Linked DNA regions of Homo sapiens: regions 2 and 3 are each linked to region 1. Evidence: chromatin contacts called from ENCODE Hi-C or POLR2A ChIA-PET data. All regions are on one chromosome and are shown on one strand. The core of a region is the stretch at or near the end of the contact, and the rest is flanking DNA. Distances in the headings are between cores, read along the strand shown.

Evidence for each region. A loop is a pair of places that touch in the nucleus more often than their neighbours do. ChIA-PET counts read pairs that join two places held with the same protein, here RNA polymerase II (POLR2A). Pooled maps may share reads with other maps.
Region 2: a loop to region 1 is called in a pooled map, with 18 times the contacts of the local background. The contact joins the promoter of TAF1 here to the promoter of PDZD11 in region 1. A Hi-C loop is called at or near these places in 6 of 50 pooled maps. POLR2A ChIA-PET finds 5 or more read pairs at or near these places in 3 of 52 experiments (HEK293, OCI-LY7 and PC-9).
Region 3: a pooled map shows a loop between it and region 1 (20-fold over the local background). The contact joins the promoter of PJA1 here to the promoter of PDZD11 in region 1. A Hi-C loop is called at or near these places in 4 of 50 pooled maps.

Annotation. Positions count from the first base shown.
Region 1 is chrX:70,287,638-70,291,231 of GRCh38, forward strand. PDZD11 (PDZ domain containing 11) reads right to left here and starts at 2,290. Exons shown (of 7, transcript NM_016484.5): 1 at 2,223-2,290; 2 at 1,618-1,717; 3 at 793-876; 4 at 480-536; 5 at 95-193. The coding sequence starts at 1,704. It overlaps KIF4A (kinesin family member 4A), which reads left to right and starts at 2,467. Exons shown (of 31, transcript NM_012310.5): 1 at 2,467-2,513; 2 at 2,801-2,941; 3 at 3,054-3,168. The coding sequence starts at 2,822. RefSeq lists a silencer at 2,268-2,447.
Region 2 is chrX:71,364,958-71,368,039 of GRCh38, forward strand. It overlaps TAF1 (TATA-box binding protein associated factor 1), which reads left to right and starts at 1,400. Exons shown (of 38, transcript NM_004606.5): 1 at 1,400-1,537; 2 at 2,542-2,656. The coding sequence starts at 1,418. RefSeq lists enhancers at 164-733, 902-951, 1,442-1,491, 2,010-2,705 and a silencer at 1,092-1,281.
Region 3 is chrX:69,163,664-69,167,107 of GRCh38, forward strand. PJA1 (praja ring finger ubiquitin ligase 1) reads right to left here and starts at 1,790. Exons shown (of 2, transcript NM_001032396.4): 1 at 1,709-1,790.

The DNA.
Region 1 (3,594 bases), core at 1,040-3,539:
CTTTCTTATTAAGTTACAGATTAGGCTACTCCTGTCCAATCTGTCCTATTTGAGATGGCTTCTTGCAGCACCACAGCCCAAGTACTGTGCTCACCTTGCTGTGCTCAATATCTTGGAAATCCACATCATTCACAGCTAGAACTTGGTCCCCTTCCTGCAGTCCTGCTCTATGTGCATCAGAGTCAGGAATCACCTGTTGGTAAAGAGAGAATACATGTGATTGGGATGCGATAATTTCAGAAGACTGTCAGTGAAATTCGGTGCTATTCAAATGTATGGTGCTATTGTTTTTCTGTGACAATGTATGCAGACAGATGGCCTGCCAAATGAAAAGTTTTAAGTGGGAAAGGGGGTGTCTCCATTATACCCCTTCTATGAATCCAGAGTCATCCTCTCAGCCCTTGGGACATTAGGGTTCTGCAATCTGTTAATTTAACAAAGGGAAGTAACGATCCATATTGCCTACTGGGCATAAATACCTTGGAGATGAAGATGCCTAGCTGGGAGGCCTTTCCTCCTCGGATGTTAAATCCCAACTGTAAGACAAGAGCACAGAATGGGGGCTCAATGGAGACCACAAACACAAGAACAACTAGTAGCATCATCGTACAATAGCTCAGCTTGTGTGTCCCTGAGAGGAAAGTCAGAAGTTGCAGAAGTGTTATCTCAGCTTTTCTGTCCACAAGAAGGAAAGTTTCCTCACATCTGCACCTGCTTTCCAATCCATCCCCCCAACACTGCCAATTTGTGGTATGGATGAATCTAGCCTGAAATAAGGTTTCATAAGTTCACCTGAGCTCCAGGAGGCTTCTTCAGTGTGATGGTTCGGGGCAGAAACTGGGTCAACTCATTGTTGTAGTCCGGGTGGTGTACCCTCTGCAAGACACAGCAACCCCAGAAATTTTACCAGTCTTACTTCACACCTACCTTCATCTGAAACACTAATGAATTACCCTGAAGTCAGGAAAAGGAAAGGTCATAGACTTAATTTAAGTAGAACAGATAACACAGACTAAATGAGTAGATGGATAGCACTGGGGCAGCCCAGTAGCTCCCCATTTCTTCACCTTTTTTTTTTTTTTTTGAGATGGAGTTTTGCTCTTGTTGCCCAGGCTGGAGTGCAATGGCTCAATCTCAGCTCACCGCAACCTCTGCCTCCCAGGTTCAAGCAATTCTCCCGCCTCAGCCTCCCTAGTAGCTGGGATTACAGGCATGTGCCACCACGCCCGGCTAATTTTGTATTTTTAGTAGAGACGCGGTTTCTCCATGTTGGTCAGGCTGGTCTCGAACTCCCAACCTCAGGTGATCCGCCTGTTTCGGCCTCCCAAAGTGCTGGGATTACAGGCATGAGCCACCGCGCTGAACCTCTTAACAGTATGGAAATGAAGGCTCCAAATTTCCAGAATTAACCGGTGTGAACAGACCCTAGCAGGAGGCTTCCATAAAGAAGTTCCCAATGGGTCCTGTTGCTCAGAATCCAGCTTCTGGGTCCTCTGGCTACAAGTGCTAAGATTCACTCTCCGTTTCGCCTTCTAACCCTGCTATCCTACCTTTCATGCATCATCTCATGCCCACGGGGAAAAAAATCTCCTACTCAGGAATACAGATGGTTCCCACCTCATGAGGAGGAATCCATGCTGGAGGATTCTCATAGGCAGGCAAGAAAACCACCGGGTAGTCATCATAAGGAATCCGGCTGTCCATCTCGGGCAAGGCCCTGGAAGAGTGAATCAGAACAGACAAAAAGTGGTTCAAAAGGGAGAGCAGCCCAGCAAGTTTCAGACAGCAGCTCCAACCCATTCCAAGGCAGTCAGTCTACAGGCCCAGCCCATATCTAGGTGTTAAGGTTGGAGGAGAGAAGGAAGACAGAAGAAAACTCTTAACTTAGCTAAACATCTTCTGGATGCCAAGCAACCTGTCAGGTACTCTAGAAAGAGGACCTCATTTTTCACAATCCTGCAAAACAGATGTTACCGTCTCAAACCTGGAGAAGAGGAAATCAGGGTCGAGTCTAAAAAGATCTACTTTCGAAGCCCAAGGGAGTGTTAACTATCCGCAGGGACTCGGGGCAAGGCACCGCCCCACATTTCCTAGATGTGATTAGTAATGGTAGGGTCCTTAGATCGACCCTTCCTTCACCTGACCAGCCACCTCCCACGTCCCCGCCCCACATTCTGCCTGAGACCCGCACTCTCAGCCGCATAAACGCCGCACCACCTCACCAGTGGGCAGTCCACAGCGACCTCAGACTCCGCTCACTGACAATTCAGTCTGGGAACCGGAAGCGGATGCTCCGCAGGGTCGAAAAGAGGCCGGGCCAGGGTGCAACGAGCTGACCCTCCCCTTCCCACCGCGCCGGCCTGCGCGCGCCGACGTGCGCGCTCCGCCCTCGGGCAGTCCGCACTGCAATTGGTTGGCGTCTCCGGGACGGATTTGAAACTTGGCGGTTAAAGCTCCGGCTGGGACAGGGCGGCGGGAGGCCCAGGGAGAACGGGGAAGGGACATTTAGTTTGGTGAGTTACGGGGGCACACCTTAGCTCAGAACCTGTTTTTACCCAGTACCCTAGGGCTTTGGTTCTTTGTCGCCGTCCCCGTTGGAGTTTTTTCTTTGCCTTTCAGAAGCCCGTGCACTCTCTTTAGAGTGCAGGGCTGACGGGCGGTCCAGCCCTGGCCAAGTCATGGAGCGTGAATCTCCCAAGTCAGTGTTCCCGCTGAGGAGGGTCGGAACCGGGGAGGACGCCCTCCCACCCCTGCTGACCTACTAACATTCATCAGCGAGCCTTCTTTTTCCCCCTCGCAGAGACGGTGCTGAGATAGGATCATGAAGGAAGAGGTGAAGGGAATTCCCGTAAGAGTGGCGCTGCGTTGTCGCCCTCTGGTCCCCAAAGAGATTAGCGAGGGCTGCCAGATGTGCCTTTCCTTCGTGCCCGGAGAGCCTCAGGTGCGTAGCAGAGTCCAGAGCCTGTGTCTGAACAGCTGGGGCCAAATGGTAACGAGGGGTGTGGTCTTGCCTTTCATTTTTAACCTTACGCCTTGTCCCGTGCCTTCTCTAGGTGGTGGTTGGTACAGATAAATCCTTCACCTACGATTTTGTATTTGATCCCTCTACTGAACAGGAAGAAGTCTTCAATACAGCAGTAGCGCCACTCATAAAAGGTGTATTTAAAGGTAAGGCGATTTGATTCCTCGAACGTAACATATATATTCCTTGAGCATATACTATGTGCCAAGCACTGTGCTTGGGCACTGCAAATACAGGAATCGATGAATCATGATTCCTGCCTTCAAGAAGCCCTTAGCCTAATAACATTTGTCAACGTCTCTGTACCCTTGAAGCTAGTTTTATTCTGTATTTGCTTTATGTGGTTCTGTTCATCTTTGACTTGTATATGTTTGTTTATCCTGGAACTTCATTAGATTATAAACTCTGTGGTGGTTGCTGATGGTGATAAGTGTGCCAACCTACTTGAGGCCCAGGCACTGCAAAGCTTGTTGAGGGATTCAGGTGATAAATAATATAGCTTCGAGGCCCTGAAGGAGTTCAAAGTCCAGGGGATAGGAATGGAGATAGATGACTACATAAATAATTTTGAA
Region 2 (3,082 bases), core at 150-2,649, 1.1 Mb after region 1:
ACAAACAAGAAGGCAGGTGATTCTGGACTAAAGGAAGATGACCAAATACAATGCATGAAACGTGAATGGATCCTAGTATTGGAAAAAAGGGAGAATGAGGAAGAGTGCTATGATGTGGTAAAGAAATTATTTCAGTCTATATTATCATAATATGTGAAAAAAGCAAGGTGAAAGCCGGGGTGTTGGCTCATGGCTGCAATCCCAGCACTTTGGGAGGCTGAAACGGGCAGATTGCTTGAGCCCAGGAGTCTGAGACCAGCCTGTGCAACATGACGAAACCCCGTAAAATGTTCCAACTAGGACAACTGGGGAAATTTAAGTGCGGACTCTTCCTTAAATAATATTGACTTACTTCCTAAAGTTGTGATAAAGGTACTTTGGTTCCATAGTTAAGATGCTTATTTTTAGGAGTGAAGAACAAGATGCCCATAAATGGTTTAGAAAAACAAAAATCCTAGCAAAATGTTAACCATTGTGAGTCTAGGTGAGGGGTCAGCTGTTCATTTTACTAAACTTTCACATTTTCCGAAATAAAACGTTGGGGGAACAAGTATTTTTTTTGAGGCGGGCTGGAGTGCAGTGGCCCGATCACAGGTCACTGCAGACTCCAACTCCTGGCTCCCACCTCAGACCCCCCAACAGCTGGGACTACAGGCACTGGCCACCACATCTGGCTAATTTTTTTGATTTTGTGTATGGATGGAGTCTCGCTTTCTTGTCCAGGCTGGCCTCATACTCGTGGGCTCAAGCGATCCTCCCACCTCGGCCTCTCAAAGTGCTGGAATTACAGGCGTAAGCCACCGCGTCCGGTCAAAAAATCAATTTCTAGGGAAAAATGTCAACTCAAAACAAGTAACCTGCATAGCTCGGGAATGCCTGTATAATTTACGTCAAGTCTCTCCTTGGGACGGACCGGTGAAATTGCACGCAGCACAAAGACCGGCTCTTACCCTTACTTCCGGGTATTGTGGTACAGGAACCCGAGGTTGCCTGCGCGTAAGCCACGTGACTCGAGCAGCTCCTTCTGATTGGAGGAAGAGCCACTGCTCTAATTCGGTGCCGTGAGAAAGCTCGCGCGCGGAGCAGTGGGAGCGGGCGGGACTGAATATTTTCTTTGACCAACCGCTTTCCACATATCCATCCTCCTGATCCCGTAGCGTCGAATCAAAAGCCGTTAGTAAAGTAGTTACTTCTTTCTCTTAGGATAGCCGGTCTTTCCGGGTTTTCCCCCCCTTCCCCCTCCCCTCTCCCCACTTCCCCCTCCCTTTCCCCTCTGTTTTGAGCTTCCGGTAGAGGCTGGTAGGGTAAGGGAGCTCAGTAAGTCACTTCTGGGCGACTGTTGTTTTATTTCCGGTCTATGGGACCCGGCTGCGATTTGCTGCTGCGGACAGCAGCTACCATCACTGCTGCCGCCATCATGTCAGACACGGACAGCGACGAAGATTCCGCTGGAGGCGGCCCATTTTCTTTAGCGGGTTTCCTTTTCGGCAACATCAATGGAGCCGGGCAGCTGGAGGGGGAAAGCGTCTTGGATGATGTGAGGGGGTGGGCGTGGGGGTAGGGCTCGGGGGGTGGGGCTAAGCAGAGGAAGGAGGTGCGGGGAGGAAAGGAGAGGGTGCTCAGGCAGCGAGAACAGGGCGCAGCTAACGCCGGGGAGGAGGATCCCGTCCTCATGGGTGCGGGAGCAACGTGGCGTGGGAGTGATCGTTCTGGGGGAGAGTGGGCAGAAGAGAGCGCGAGGCGAGCCCGGGGCCAGGGGCGCAGGGAATAGTGGCTTTGGAGCTAGCGCTCTGCCGACCAGACAGTAGGACACATGCTGGTTTCGCCTACTGAGATGGCTTCCCACCCGTAACCTGCTTGGAGATTCTTGACACTGCCTGCCCCTCTGACATCGCTGCCCTGAGATGGCTCTATAGAGCCAGAGGACTGGACAGGACCTGCCTCCCGCTCGTTTGGTTCCGGCCTCAGGCTTAGGACAATGGGGTGTTCCTAGCACCCGAGCGGGCCTCCTGGTCACAGTGCGCCTTTTAGGTGGCTCTCCCAGCGTCTTCACTGACTTTCGTGAAATAGTGTCCTGCGCCCTAGTGAAACTACCCTGCCTTCACTTAGGCCCGTTTTCTTGAGGAGTGAAGCTGTCGGCCGCTGTGGCCCCTCCTGTGCCGCAGGCGCATGCGAAACAGGGACCGAACGAGCCCCGCCTCGACGCCTCCAATCCCACTGATCCCCCTGCCTCGGCCCTCGTTCCGAGAACGACCGTTCCATTCATTCAGTCTTGGCAGTAGTTATTTGATTCGTCTTCTCTTGTAGTATACTTTAAAGTGTGGGCGATGCAGTTGGCTGTGGTGCTTTAATAAAGATCTGATCGATGCGGAGTTTGGTAGATGTATATTACAGTTCTCGAACGTGTTGCTTGTTTTGGCACACTGCACAGTCATTTTTCATGTGGATTTGTGACTTTGTCGTGGACCAGGGAAATAAGTCCTGTGGTGTGGGAGTCGTAGGTTTAGTTGTTATCTTCGACTCGTGCTGTCCCTTTTTCAGGAATGTAAGAAGCACTTGGCAGGCTTGGGGGCTTTGGGGCTGGGCAGCCTGATCACTGAACTCACGGCAAATGAAGAATTGACCGGGACTGACGGTGCCTTGGTAAATGATGAAGGTGAAGTCTGGGTTGTGGGGAGTAGGCGGGGGAGGAGGCTAGCCACCTACTATGTATGTACTTTTTTGTGTGTGTAAGACGGAGTTTCGCTCTGTCTCCGAGGTTGGAGTGCAGTGGGGCGATCTGGGCTGACTGCAGCCTCCGCCACCCGGGTTCAAGCATTTCTCCTGTCTCAGCCTCCTGAGTAGCTGGGACTACAGGCACGCACCACCACGCCCGGCTAATTTTTGTATTTTTAGTAGAGACAGGGTTTCATCATATTGGTCAGACTGGTCTTGAACTCCTGGCCTGAGGTGATCCGTCTGGCTTGGCCTTCCAAAGTGCTGGGATTACAGGCGTGAGCCACCGCATCCAGCCTGTACATGTACTTTTAAATGGGAATTATCTGAGGGAGTGAGGGTCGCTTACTGTTGTTGCGATTCTCCC
Region 3 (3,444 bases), core at 540-3,039, 1.1 Mb before region 1:
TGCTGCAGACATACAGGAGAAATGCAAATTGGAATAGAGTGGAAAATACAGATCGCCGTGTGTGCACGAGTGCCTATGTGTCTGTCTATCAAGAGGAGAGGGACAGGTGGAAGGGGACCAGTAATCCTGCAACAGAGGGATGTTTACGTTTGTAGGGGGAAAGGGTATGAGTGTTAGAATGAGACCCATTCTGGATGTGGGTATGAAAATGACAGGCATGGGTGGGGTGGCTTTGGAGGAGAGGGGTGCGTGTATGTATGAGGAAAGGGAAGGTGTTTGTGTGTGTAGCTGTATGTGAGGCAGCTGAAACTACAGAAGGATGCCCATGTTTATGCGTATGTCACAGGCAGAGGAGTGTATGGTTGGCAATGGAGAGGAGTGTCTGAGAGTTTGTGTGTGTGTATGTTAGTCAAAATGGGAGGCAACAATGGAGAAATGTCAGTGTGAGCAAATGCAGCAGGCACAAATGGAAGCGGGGGTGGGGGGTGCGCAGCACTGGAGAGGGATGTGCTTGAGGTGGATGGAACAGAGGCAGGCAATCAAAGAATGATGCCTGCCTGTGTGGATATGGCAAGCAGGGAGGCAGGTTGTGTCCCCGTAGAAGGATTTATGTGAGTGCGAGTGTGTGCACCTCAGGGACCAGCAAAAGAGAGCTGTGTCTGACACACGTGGCAGACAGAGCAATAGAGGAGAGCATTTGAGAAGGGGGTATGAATGAGCACATGTGGCTACATATGTATGTCACTGGCCAGCGATAGAAGGATGTCCTTATGTGTGTATATGACAGGAAGGAAGAAGGAGGGCAGCCGGAGGGGGTGTGTGAATAGGCATGTGTTCGCGAGAGCACGCAGAGGCCGAGCAGGGAGGGGGCCGGTGCTAGAGGTGTGTATGTGGTAGGCGGATAGAGGAGGGGGAAGGCATGGGAGGGTGTGAGGGTGTGAGGGTGTGTGAGAGGGTGTGTGCTGCGTGTGCCTGCGCATGCGCGGGGGAGGGGAAGCACTGGAACCTTGAGGATGGAGGGGCAAGGAGGGGGCTGCAATGGAAGGCTTCTGTGCGGGGGCGCGTGCTCGCGACACACGGGGGGTGGGGGGTAGGGGGGACGCAATGTCATAAAAAGAGGTGGGAAAAGGCCATCAGCTCAAACGGGAGACCCCAACCGATGTGGCAGGGGAGAGGGAAAATGAAAGAAAAGGGCGTGCGTGGGTCTAGTTTTCCCTGAGAATAATTATTTTTTCCTTCCAATTTTTTCCCTGGGAACAGTATTTTTACCTAAAAATCTTAACCATTTACCATTTGGCAAAACAACAGCAAAATATGGGAAGAAAGGCCACGGAGTGCTCCGCAAAGGGGCCGAGGAGGGAAGAAGGAAGGAGAGGGGAGGAGAGGCAGGGAGAAGTGGGAGAGGGCCGCGACCACCACTGCCCTCCCAATAGCGATGAAAGCCACTCGAGTGGGGACCGCGCCACACCAAAGGGGTTCCGGCAGCGGAAGATGTGGCCCCAGAACAGGCCGATGGAGGACATGGGCCTCACTCTGCAGTCAGGTCCCGCGTCCGCCCCACCCCTTCCCGAGGGGCGAACCTGAAAAGCAGTTCCCAGGAACCCCCCAAAATCCTCGCCCCCGTGCCCGGCCACTCGCCCCGCGCCCGGCCACTCGCGCCACCGCCAGCGCCCGGATGAATCGAGGAAACAATCAGCCTTTCACTCACCAAGTCCAGAAAGCCACACGCTTTTCAGAGAAGCAGAGCTCTCGGATCTCCGACCGCCACGACCGCCAGAGCCGCTGCTCCCGGTCCCGAGCTCCTCCCCCGCCAGACAGCAGCGGGGCGGGCGGCGACTGCGGCGGCGGAAGTGATTGTGAAGTCAGCTGGAGCCCGCCTCCTTGATGTGGCGGGGGCGGCAGCTGCTCTCCACAAATCAGGGTGGGCCCGAAAGCATTATTTCATCTTAAATGATGAAATCGTCAAGGATACAGAAAAGGACAGCGAAAAATGTCACAAACACCCAGCTTTAACTAATGTTAAACATTTAGCTATATTGCCTTCTGGTTTTTTAATAAATAAAATAAAATCTGCAAATTCTTTCTGATTAAGTCCAATGTGAGAGTAATTACGTTACTACATCACATCCTATGTTACGTGTTATGGTTGTACCGAAAGTATTAAAACTGTGAAACCATATTTAGGGTTGCAGTAAGCTTAAATTTTTTTTAACCTGATGGTTAAAGCAAATTGAAGCTGTTTATGTTGAATTTGTTGCTGCTAATCACAAAACCAAGCTTCTCTGTCCAAGAGATCATAGGACACAACACAGGTTCATATTCTGTTATTGCATTGCAGTTAAAAATATTGTAGTTACGCCTTTTGGATTTATACCATTTTACTGAATTCTGAAGTCTTTAAATTGCGCTTTATAATGGAACTCTAGTATTTACAGCCAATGTAAACATTTCCCATGTTCACAACAGTAGCAAAGTTTTGTTCTTACTGGAAACAAAATGCATAATAGAACAAAAATCTTAGGGGTAACAACATAATAGAAATAAAATGTATAACTTTCAAACCATTAAAGTAATAATATGTGGAACAAAGAGAAAAACTCATTCTTAACAAAGGTCAAGAAATGTTGCTGGGGGGGTACAAAAAAAAGGATGCAAAAAGAAAACAAAAATGCAGGAATCCAAATATATCAGCATGCATTATGGGTTAACATCTCCTAATAAAAACCAAACTCTTATTTTGAGCATTTTGTTTTTAAAAGCTAAGTTATATTCTATTTATGTGAGTTTCACCTAAAGCAGAAATAGGAATAAAAAATATATGAGAGTAAAATACTAGCAGAAAAAAGGGAGAGAGGGAATGAGGGAAGGAAAGAAGCAAAAAAAAAAAAAAGGAAGGAAAGGAAGGAGGAAACAAACTCGTAACAATATCAATATCCTAAACATCGAGAACTCAAAGTAAAAAGAACTAAAGAGAACAAAACAGGTTGCTTTATTCACTGAGAAAGATATGACAAGCTGGTGGTGTGTGCCTGTAGTCCCAACTACTTAGGAGGCTGAAGCAGGAGGATTGTGTGAGCCCAGGAGGTTGAGGCTGAAGTGAGTGAAGATCACGCCACTGCACTCCAGCCTGGACAACCAAGCAAGATGCCATCTCAAAATGATGATGATAATAATAACAATAATAGAACTTCATTGGTGAGAAATCTGAAACTATCAAATTTTTTAATGGAGATACATTTTCATCTAGCAATTCTACTTCTAGTCAATTGCTCTATTGTGTGTTCTATTGAGACACACAAATGGAGAAAGATATGTGAATAGGAGTGTAGCAAGATAATGCAAACAACTTTAATTCTCCTCAACAAATAAATTGTTTAAATTTATTTAAACATGTTGCATGGTGGCTCATGTACAGACATGGTGGTTGACACCTGTAATCGCAGC